Linked DNA regions of Homo sapiens: region 2 is linked to region 1. A link is a loop called in an ENCODE intact Hi-C map of the cell type or tissue named here. Cell type or tissue: PC-3. All regions are shown on one strand. Region 1 overlaps SLC5A11 (solute carrier family 5 member 11). Region 2 has its middle 18 kb from the start of LINC02175.

Region 1 (5,000 bases):
TATTTGCTTATTCTCCTCCTTCCCTGGCTCCATGAAGGCAAGAACTGAGCCCTTTCATGGTTATGTGCCCTGTGCCTGGTACACAGTAGGTGCTCGTTCAGCATCTCCTGAATGAATGAATGTCTTGCACATGGAGTCCTAATGCTCTTCAGCCTGGATAGGTTGCTGGCTGAACCTGGACTTTGCCTCTGGGTGGGCTCAGCTCTCTCTTCCCCCTGCCCCAGCCCCACCCAGTGGGGACTTACCTGCCCACAATCATGAGCTCCTTCTCAGATGCCCGAGGCCGGAGGTGATTCCAGAGGTCCATGGTGAAGATGGTGCTGGCACTGTTAAAGATGGAGGTGAGGGAGGACATGAGAGCCGCCACCATCACAGCCATCATCAGCCCACGGAGCCCTGGGGGCGGAAGGGAGGTCATGGGCCTCGGTCCTTTTCTGCCAAAGCAGCCGATCCCAGTGGGCTCAACTGGAGGAGGCAGAACCTCAGGGAGGACGGCGGGGCAGAGCTTCCTGCAGGACGTAGCCTTTCTTGGGGAGCCCAGAGTCTTCCTCCCCCACCAGCCCTCCTTTCTTGACCCTGCCTTGGATCAGAGCCCATCCGGTGATCTCCTTTCTGGGTGCTCCAGGGGACTTGATTCAGGAGTGAAGGGACATTACCTGTGGGCAGGAGTTCCAGCACGAGTTTGGGATACGCGATGTCCGAACAGCCTGAGGGGTTGCTGCAGATCTTCTGGCAGATCTCTGGATCTGCACAGGCCACTTGATCTACGAAGGAAACACAGGCCCAGAGGTGAGCAGTCAGGCCCCCAGAGCCCCAGGCCCAGGCAACATGGGGCCGGACACAGGCTTATCATATGGAAGTTTATAGCTCAATGAAATAAAAAAGAGTCTAGACTTTATAAGCTGTGACCTTGTTACTTACGCTTTCTGAGACGAGTTGCCCTATTTGTAAAACTAGGATAATAACACGACTTTATAGGAAGTGCTGGAAAAAATTCAGCTATTGTTATCGTAACCCAGATGAAGCTGGGACACCTAGTGGCCAATCTTACAATAATGTCTTTTTTTTTTTTTTTTTTGAGACGGAGCCTCTTGCTCTGTCGCCCAGGCTGGAGGGCAGTGGCACGATCTCAGCTCACTGCAACCTCTGCTTCCCAGGTTCAAGTGATTCTCCTGCCTCAGCCTCCCGAGAAGCTGGGATTACAGGCACCCACCACCATGCCCGGCTAATTTTTGTATTTTTAGTAGAGATGGGGTTTTGCCATGTTGGCCAGGCTGGTCTCGAACTCCTGACCTCAAGTGATCCGTCCATGATCATTAACTCACTGTTCAGTAACATCTGCTCACCTGTCCTGGTTAATGAATCATTTCCTATACGTAGATTCTCTTGTCAGAATGCTTCACACCCTCTGATGCCTGAAATAAGATGCCTCTAGCCCAGTTAAATCCAAACATAGCACAAAACCTTCTTCTTCCACAAACCCAACATTAACTGAAGGTTTACTATGACTCAGGAGCTGCAGTAAGCTTTGTACATACACCTCATTTAATTTTCACAACTCTATGGGGGAAGATACTGTTATTATCCCTATTTCAAAGACAGATAAACTGAGGCCCAGAGGTTAGTTTCTCCAGATTATATTGCTAGTAAGTATTATGGCCAGGAGGCAAACCCTTAGTTTATTTCAAAGCTCAGGTAGAGAAGATTGGCTCTGTAAATACTGCATTTCTAAACTCTGTGTGTGTGTGTGTGTGTGTGTGTGTGTGTGTGTGTGTGTGTGCGCGCGCGCGCGTGTTTTTGAGATGGGGTCTTGCTCTGTCGCCCAGGCTGGAGTTCAGTGGTGCCATCTTGGCTCACTGCAACCCTAGCCTCACAGGCTCCAGCCTCCCAAGTAGCTGGAATTACAGGCATGTACCATCACACCCAGCTAATTTCTTTTTCTTTAATTAATTTTTTTATTTTTATTTTTATTTTTTCTTGAGATGGAGTCTCACTCTGTCGCCCAGACTGGAGTGCGTGGCACAATCTCGGCTCACTGCAACTTCCTCTTCCAGGTTCAAGCGATTCTCCTGCCTAAGCCTCCTAGCCTGTAGCTGGTATTATAGGCGTGCCACCACACCCAGGTTTTTTTTTTTTTTTTTTTTTTTTTTTGTATTTTTAGTAGAGACGGGGTTCCATCATGTTGCCCAGGCTGGTCTTGACCTCCTGGCCTCAAGTGTTCCTCCCGCCTTGGCTTCCCAAAGTGCTGGGATTGTGTTTTGAGGGTTGTTTTGCTTCTCTCTTAATTTCCATATAGTTTATTTAAAAATATGTGCCATTTCTCATGGATGAAGCTGGAAACCATCATTCCCAGCAAACTAACACAGGAACAGAAAACCAAACACCACATGTTCTCACTCATAAGTGGGAGTTGAACAATAAGAACACATGGACACAAGGAGGGGAACATCACACACTGGGGCCTGTCGGGGGGTGGAGGGCAAGGGGAGGGAGAGCATTAGGACAAATACCTAATGCACGTGGAGCTTAAAACCTAGATGACAGGTTGATTGGTGCAGCAAACCACCATGGCACATGTATACCTATGTAACAAAGCTGCACGTTCTGCACATGTATCCCAGAACTTAAAGTTTAATGAAAAAATAAAAATATGTGCCATTTCTCAGATGGACTTAGCAGAAGAGGGTTTTTTTCCAGGCTCACAAGAACTCAGGATCAGAAAATACTTTTAGGCAGCTGTGGACTCCGTTGAAGATTTAGGAGGGAGCCAGTGGAGCCGTGGTGGAGAGAGAAGTGCAAATAGGGAGGCAGAGTGCTTGGCCCTGAAACTGGCCCTTTAGACCTGGGGTTCTCAACCTTCTAGTGGACTTGTTAAAAAAATAGGTGGCTGGCACAGACAGGAAAAAATGCTTAACATCACTAATCATCAAGGAAATGCAAATCAAAACCTCATGAGATATCATCTCACCCTAGTTAGAATGGGGATCATCAAAAAGACAAAACATAATAAATGCTGGTGAAGATGTGAAGAAGGGGAAACTCTTATACATTGTTGGTGGAGATGTAAATTACTACAGCTAGTATGGAAAACTATGGAGGTTCCTCAAAAAACTGAAAATAGAACTACCATATGATCCAGCAATTTTGCTACTGGGCATATATCCTGATATGGCTTGGCTCTGTGTCCCCACCCAAATCTCATCTCCAATTGTAATCTCCACATGTCAAGGGAGGGAACTGTAATCCCCCCATGTCGAGGGAGGGAGGTGATCGGATCATGGGGGTGGTTCCCCCTTGTGTACTCATGATAGTGAGTGAGTTCTCATGAGATCTGATGGTTTTATAAACGTCTGGCATTTTCTGAGCTTGGACTTCTCTCTCCTGCCACCATGTGAAGAAGGTCCTTGCTTCCCCTTCGCCTTCCACCATGACTGTAAGTTTCCTGAGGCCTCTCCAACCATGTGGAACTGTGAATCAATTAAACCTCTTTCCTTTATAAATTACCCAGTCTCAGGTAATATCTTCATAGCAGTGTGAAAATGGATTAATACATATCCAAAGCAATTGGAATCAATATAGCAAATGGATACCTGCACCCCATTTATTGCAACACTCTTCACAATAGCCAACATATGGAATCAACCTCAGTGTCTGTCAACAGATGAATGGGTAAAGAAAATGTGGTACATATACATACAGAGTGGACTACTATTTAGCCATAAAAAAGAATGAAATTCTTTTTCATATTCATTCATGGCAACGTGGATGAACTTGGAGAATATTATGTTAAGTGAAATAAGCCAGGCACAGAAAGATAAATACTGCATACTCTCACTCATATGTGGAAGCTTGAAAAGTTGAGCTCATGGAAGTAGACAGTAGGATAGTGGTTTCTAGAGGCTGGGAAGGGTAGTGGGGAGGAGGGTAGCCAAAGGTTGGTAAATGGATAGAAAAGTACAGCTAGACAGGAGGAATAATGTGTAGTGTTCTATAGCACTATAGGGTGACTATAATTCACAACAATTTATTGTACATTTTCAAATAGTCGAGAGTGGATTTTGATTGCCCCCAACACAAAGAAATGATAAATATTTGAGGTGATAGATAAGCTAATTACACTGATGTGGTCATTACACATTGTATAATGTATCAAAATATCACACTGCACCTTATAAGTATGTACAATTTGTATTAAAATAATTAGTTAAAAATAATAAGAGAAAAAAAAAAAACAGATGTCCCTCCAGGGATTCTGATTCAGAAGGTTTTGAATCGGGACTGAAAGTTTGCACTTCTAACAAGTTCCCAGGAGCCACTGCTGGGCTGGGGACCACACTCTGAAAAGCACTGGTCTGGGCCTCCAGAGAAGGGAGAGAGACTTCAAATACACAATGCCCACTTCACTCTCTCTAATTCACCTTACTCTCTAAAATTTATTTTGCACCTCTTGCTTGTATCATATGATAGAGTATTTCAATATATAGTTTATGTTATTTTTCCATGAGTATGAGACTCATCTGCTACATTACAAAGTCCTAGGTTCATGGAACATGGTGTTATGTCTCATTTAATAATGACTGTTGGCTGGACACGGTGGCCCACGCCTGTAATTCCGACACTTTGGGAGGCCGAGATGGGCAGATCACCTGAGGTCAAGAGTTTGAGACCAGCCTGACCAACACGGAGAAACCCCATCTCTACTAAAAATATGAAATTAACCGGGGTTGGTGGCGCATGCCTGTAATCCCAGGAGGCTGAGGCAGGAGAATCGCTTCAACCCAGGAGGCAGAGGTTGCAGTGAGTGGAGATCGCACCATTGCACTCCAGCCTGGGCAACATGAGCAAAACACCGTCTCAAAAAAAAAAAAAAAAAAGACTTGATTGGCTGATTGGTTGTTAAGACAGATGGTCAAGGTCTTGTTATTGATCTTCCATATATCAACCCAGGTCTTCAGGCATAATTTGCATAAACAAGAGTCAAGTTTTAGAATCAGCTACAT
Region 2 (5,000 bases), 140 kb before region 1:
TCACCCAGCTTATAAGGATCAAGCTGGAGCCTCATTTACTTCTTTAAGTGACACCGTGTGCTTACTATGTGCCAGGCATTATTCCAAATGCTTGACAAATATGAACACACACAAACCTCGTAGGACCCTACAAGGCAGACTCAGCTTTATAGATCTAGGTTGAGGCAGTTTCCTCAGCTGCGGAACTTAATTCTATTAACTAGGTAACTGAAGGTTTAATGTATGTTTTCCTTCCTTTTTTTTCTTTTCTTTTCTTTTCTTTTCTTTTTTTTTTTTTTTTTTGAGACAGGATCTCACTGTGTTGCCCAGGCTAGAGTGCAGTGGTGTGATCACAGCTCACTGCACCCTCAACCTCCCTGGGCTCAGGTGTCTCTCCCACCTCAGCCTCCCAAGTAGCTGGGACTACAGGCACACACCACCACACCCAGCTAATTTTTGTATTTTTTGTAGAGATGGGGTTTCATCTTGTTGCCCAGGCTGGTGTTGAATCCATCCACTGCCGCTTCCCAAAGTGCTGGGATTAGAGACGTGAGCCATAATGTGGGTTTTGAAACATACCCACCTGGATTTAGATGTTCCTACCCCTGAACATTTGTTTTATCCCTCATAACACTTGAGTTGTTTAAATGATATGCGTATGTGTACGTGTGTGTATCTGTTTGTGCGCATAAAGTCATGTGTTGCTTAACAATGGGGATGCATTCTGAGAAATGCATTCTTAGGTGATTTCGTTGTACAGACAGCACAGAGAGCACTTACGGAAACCTAGATGGTACAGCCCACTACACACCCAGGCTACATGGTATAGCCTATTGCTCCTGGGCTACAAATCTCTACAGCACATTACTGTATTGAATAATGAAGGCAACTGTAACACAATGTTAAGTATTTGTGTATCTAAACACAGCTAAACATAGAAAAAGTACACTACAAATACAGTATAAAAGGCTAAAAATGATCCACCTCTATAGGACACCTGCACTGAATGGAGTTTACAGGGCTGGAAGTTGCCCTGGGTGAGTCAGTGAGTGAGGGGTGAGTGAGTGTGAAGACGCAGGACATTACACTGTGTAAACTTTAAAAGCAGTGTATGCTAGCCAGGCACAGTGGCTCACGCCTGTAATCTCAGGACTTTGGGAGGCTGAGGTGGGCAGATCACAAGGTCAGGAGTTCGAGACCTTCCTGGACAACATGGTGAAACCCCGTCTCTTCTAAAAACACAAAAAATTAGCCAGGCATGGTGGCACATGCCTGTAATCCCAGCTACTCAGGAGGCTGAGGCAGAAGAATCGCTTGAACCTGGAAGGTGGAGGTTGCAGTGAACTAAGATCGTGCCACTACACTCCAGACTCTGTCTCAAAAAAAGAAAAAAAAAAGAAAAAAAAAACTAAGACACAATCACATACATTATCCTAGGCCTACACAGAGTCAGCACCATCAATATCACTCTCCACCACCTCTACATCTTGTTCCCCTGGAAGGTCTCCAGGGGCAATAACATGAATGGAGCTGACATCTCCCAAGATAATGATTTCTTCTTCTGGAATATTTCCTGAAGGACCTGCCTGAGGGCTTTTACAGTTAACTTTTTGTTAATAAGTAGTTGCTCTGGGTGAGTCAGCAAGTTGTTATTCTAAAATAACAATAAAAAGTACAGCATAGTAAATACATAAACCGTTAACACAGTTTTTTATCATGATCAAGTTTCATGTATTGTACATAATTGTATGTGTTACACTTTTATAGGACAGGCTGCACGGTAGGTTTGTTTACACCAGCATCCACATAAGCTCATGAGTGATGTACCGTGCTAAGACATTAGGACAGCTACGTCACTAGGTGATAAGATAATAGAGCTGAAAAATTCCCGTGGGACCGCCACCACCATATATGCGGGCAGCTGTTACCCGAAGGCATCACTGTACATGTATTTGAGATTGCAAAATTCAACTATGTTCAGCATTAAAATCTCAGATTTAGAATTTCAACTGCATGCTGCTTGTGGTCTGTAAGATATGGCACTACCTCCAACTTTAATTCTATTGTTCTTTTATACCTTTTAGTTTCATTTTTAGTTTCTATTTCCTGTTGGTTTTATTATTGGTTTATAAACGGAAGGCAGGAAGCAAAATCTTTTTTTTTTTTTTTTTTTTTTGAGACAGACTCTCATTCTGTCGCCCAGGCTGGAGTGCAGTGGCATGATCTTGGCTCACTGCAACCTCCATCTCCGGGGTTCAACTGATGCTCGTGCCTCAGCCTCCCGAGTAGCTGGGATTACAGGCACCCACCACCATGCCCGGCTAATTTTTGTACTTTTAGTAGAGACGGGTTTTCACCGTGTTGCCCAGGCTGGTCACAAACTCCTGGCCTCAAGTGATCCGCCCGCCTCAGCCTCCCAAAGTGCTGGGATTACAGGCATGAGTCACCACGCCTGGCCAGGAAGCAAAGTCTTAAGGGCAAAAGACGCTGTACTGAAACAGAGCTAGGCTTCGTCTCCCTTCCTCCTTTCAGGGCTGTTGCTAGTATACAGCTAATGTGCCAGGACTTAAATAGTAGCTGGGATTACAGGCACCCACCACCATGCCCGGCTAATTTTTGTATTTTTAGTAAAGACGGGGTTTCACCGTGTTGCCCAGGCTGGTCACGAACTCCCGACCTCAAGTGATCCGCCCGCCTCAGCCTCTCAAAGTGCTGGGATTACAGGCATGAGTCACCACGCCTGGCCAGGAAGCAGTCTTAAGGGCAAAAGACGCTGTACTGAAACAGAGCTAGGCTTCGTCTCCCTTCCTCCTTTCAGGTCTGTGGCTAGTATATAGTTAATGTGCCAGGACTTAAATGCTGAGTCACCTAAAAAGCTGAGCCTCAATCCTCAATAACCAGGAAGACTCATATAGGCTGCAATTCCCTTCCAGAGGAGACTGCCCGTGTTGCCTTTTGCTTTCATCTAATGTCTCTTTACTTTACAAAGAATAATATGATCTAAAATCTGTCTCTGTTGTAAGCAGTCACTGAATATTGGGCAAAGCATAAATGGCAAAGGGAGCAACATTCACACGAAGGTAAAAGAAATGGGGAAACCCAATCAGAAAATTCTCTTGGATCAATGTTCTGTATCTAACTCAACAAAAAGCCAGTAAATACAGAATATCATGCAAGATGCCACAGACCTGAGTAATACCAAAGTACTTTGGGAAAAGAATAAAACCCTTACCACGTATTGCAAATATTATATGGTTTGCCTGTACATTTTCTTAATGTATTTATTTTTCCTTTGTAGTAAGTGCATTTTGTGTTCTACTCACAAAATATCTGCCCACCCCATGGTTGCAAAGATATTCTCCCATGTTTTCATGTGTAAGATTTACGATTCTAGCTTTTATGTTTAGGTTTATGAACAATTACCAACTAATTTGTGTGTATGGCATGAGATGGGGTGAAGGTTAATTTCTTTCCTCATGTGAATATCCAGTTGATCTAGAATTATTCATTAAAAATAATTTCCTGGCTGGGCAGTGGCTCACACCTACAATCCCAATACTTTGGGAGGCTGAGGTGTGAGTACTGCTTGAGCCCAGGAGTTCGAGACCAACCTGGGCAACACAGTGAGACCCTGTCTCTACAAACAAAAAACAACAAAACATTAGCTGGACATGGAAGTACACACCTGCATTCCCAGCTACTTGGGAGGCTGAGGTGGGAGGATCACTTGAGCTCAGGAGGCTGGGGCTGCAGTGAGCCATGATCATACCACTGCATTCCATCTTGGGCGACAGAGGAAGACCCTCTCTTAAAAAAAAAAAAAAGAAATTAAATGACTTTCCTTCCTTCCACCAGAAAATTGACTTACTCGCTCTGGGCAAAAATCAACTGACAGTACGTATGCAGGTCTATTTCTGGACTCAGTTTCACTGATATATTTGTCTATTGTGATGTCAAGACCAATGTTTTGATTAGTGTAGCTTTATAGTAAGTCTTAAAATTAAGTGGTATAAAAAATTAGCAGTTTAAGTTCTCCAACTTTGCTCTTTTTTTTTTTTTTTTGCTATTCTAGATATTTTGCATTTCCATATAAATTTTAGAATCAACTTGTTAGTTTCTTCAAAAAAAAAAACAAATAGGATTTTAACTGGGATTGCATTGACTCCATAGATCAATTTGGGGAGAACAGACATCTTAATATCAGGTCTTCTAATATATGAACAAAGTAACCTCTTCCTTATTTAAGTATTTATTAATTTCTCTCACCAATATTTTAGTGAGAGAGTAAAAGTATTCTCTCACAATACTTTTCTGGTAAAGGTGTTTTCATGTCTTTCATTAGAGTTATTCTAATGATTTTTGATGCTACTGTTTTTATGCTGTTTTTCCTTTTTTCTTTTTTTGGGACAGGATCTCTCTGTCACCCAGGCTGGAGTGCAGTGGTATGATCACAGATCACTGCAGCTTCAACCCTCCCAGTCTCAAGCTATCCTCTCACCTCAGCCTCCCAAGTAGCTGTGACTACAGGTACTCGCCACCATACCCAGCTAATTTGGTTCACTTTCTTGTAGAGACAAGGTCTCACTATGTTGCCTATGTTGCTCAAAGTCCTGGGCTCAAGGGATCCTCCCACCTTGGCCTCCCAAAGTGCTGGGATTACAGGTATGAGCCACCGTGCCTGGCCTGATGCTATTGCAAATGGTATTTTACATTTTCATATATATATATGTTTCATGTATATATGTGTGTGTGTGTGTATTTACAACATATATATATCTGATAAAAATATTCCAGGCTGGGCGCAGTGGCTCATGCCTGTAATCCCAGCACTTTGGGAGGCCGAGGTGGGAGGATCGCCTGAGGTCAGGAGTTCAAGACCAGCCTGGCCAACATAGTGAAACCCCGTCTCTACTAAAAATAGAAAAATTAGCCGAGTGTGATGGTGCATGCCTATAGTCCCAACTACTTGGGAGGCTGAGGCAGGAGAATTGCTTGAGCCTGGGAGGCTGAGGTTGTAGTGA

Evidence for each region. A loop is a pair of places that touch in the nucleus more often than their neighbours do. Peaks named below come from ENCODE experiments on the same cell type or tissue, not always from the same donor. Only the 100,000 strongest peaks of a DNase experiment are listed, where the experiment ranks them.
Region 2: it touches region 1 in a loop (2.8-fold over the local background); 3 of 110 quality-filtered maps call a loop at or near these places.

Annotation. Positions count from the first base shown.
Region 1 is chr16:24,902,421-24,907,420 of GRCh38, reverse strand. It overlaps SLC5A11 (solute carrier family 5 member 11), which reads right to left. Exons shown (of 17, transcript NM_001352248.3): 12 at 657-764; 13 at 246-396. Among named protein-coding and RNA genes, the nearest start is that of SLC5A11, 59 kb to the right of the region's middle. RefSeq lists an enhancer at 472-972. In PC-3, no CTCF peak of the experiment used is centred here; no DNase peak of the experiment used is centred here.
Region 2 is chr16:25,046,540-25,051,539 of GRCh38, reverse strand. No RefSeq gene overlaps it. Among named protein-coding and RNA genes, the nearest start is that of LINC02175, 18 kb to the left of the region's middle. RefSeq lists a silencer at 1,718-2,012. In PC-3, no CTCF peak of the experiment used is centred here; DNase peaks (open chromatin) are centred at 1,029, 1,659 and 2,789; H3K4me3 peaks cover 1,781 bases; H3K27ac peaks cover 3,839 bases.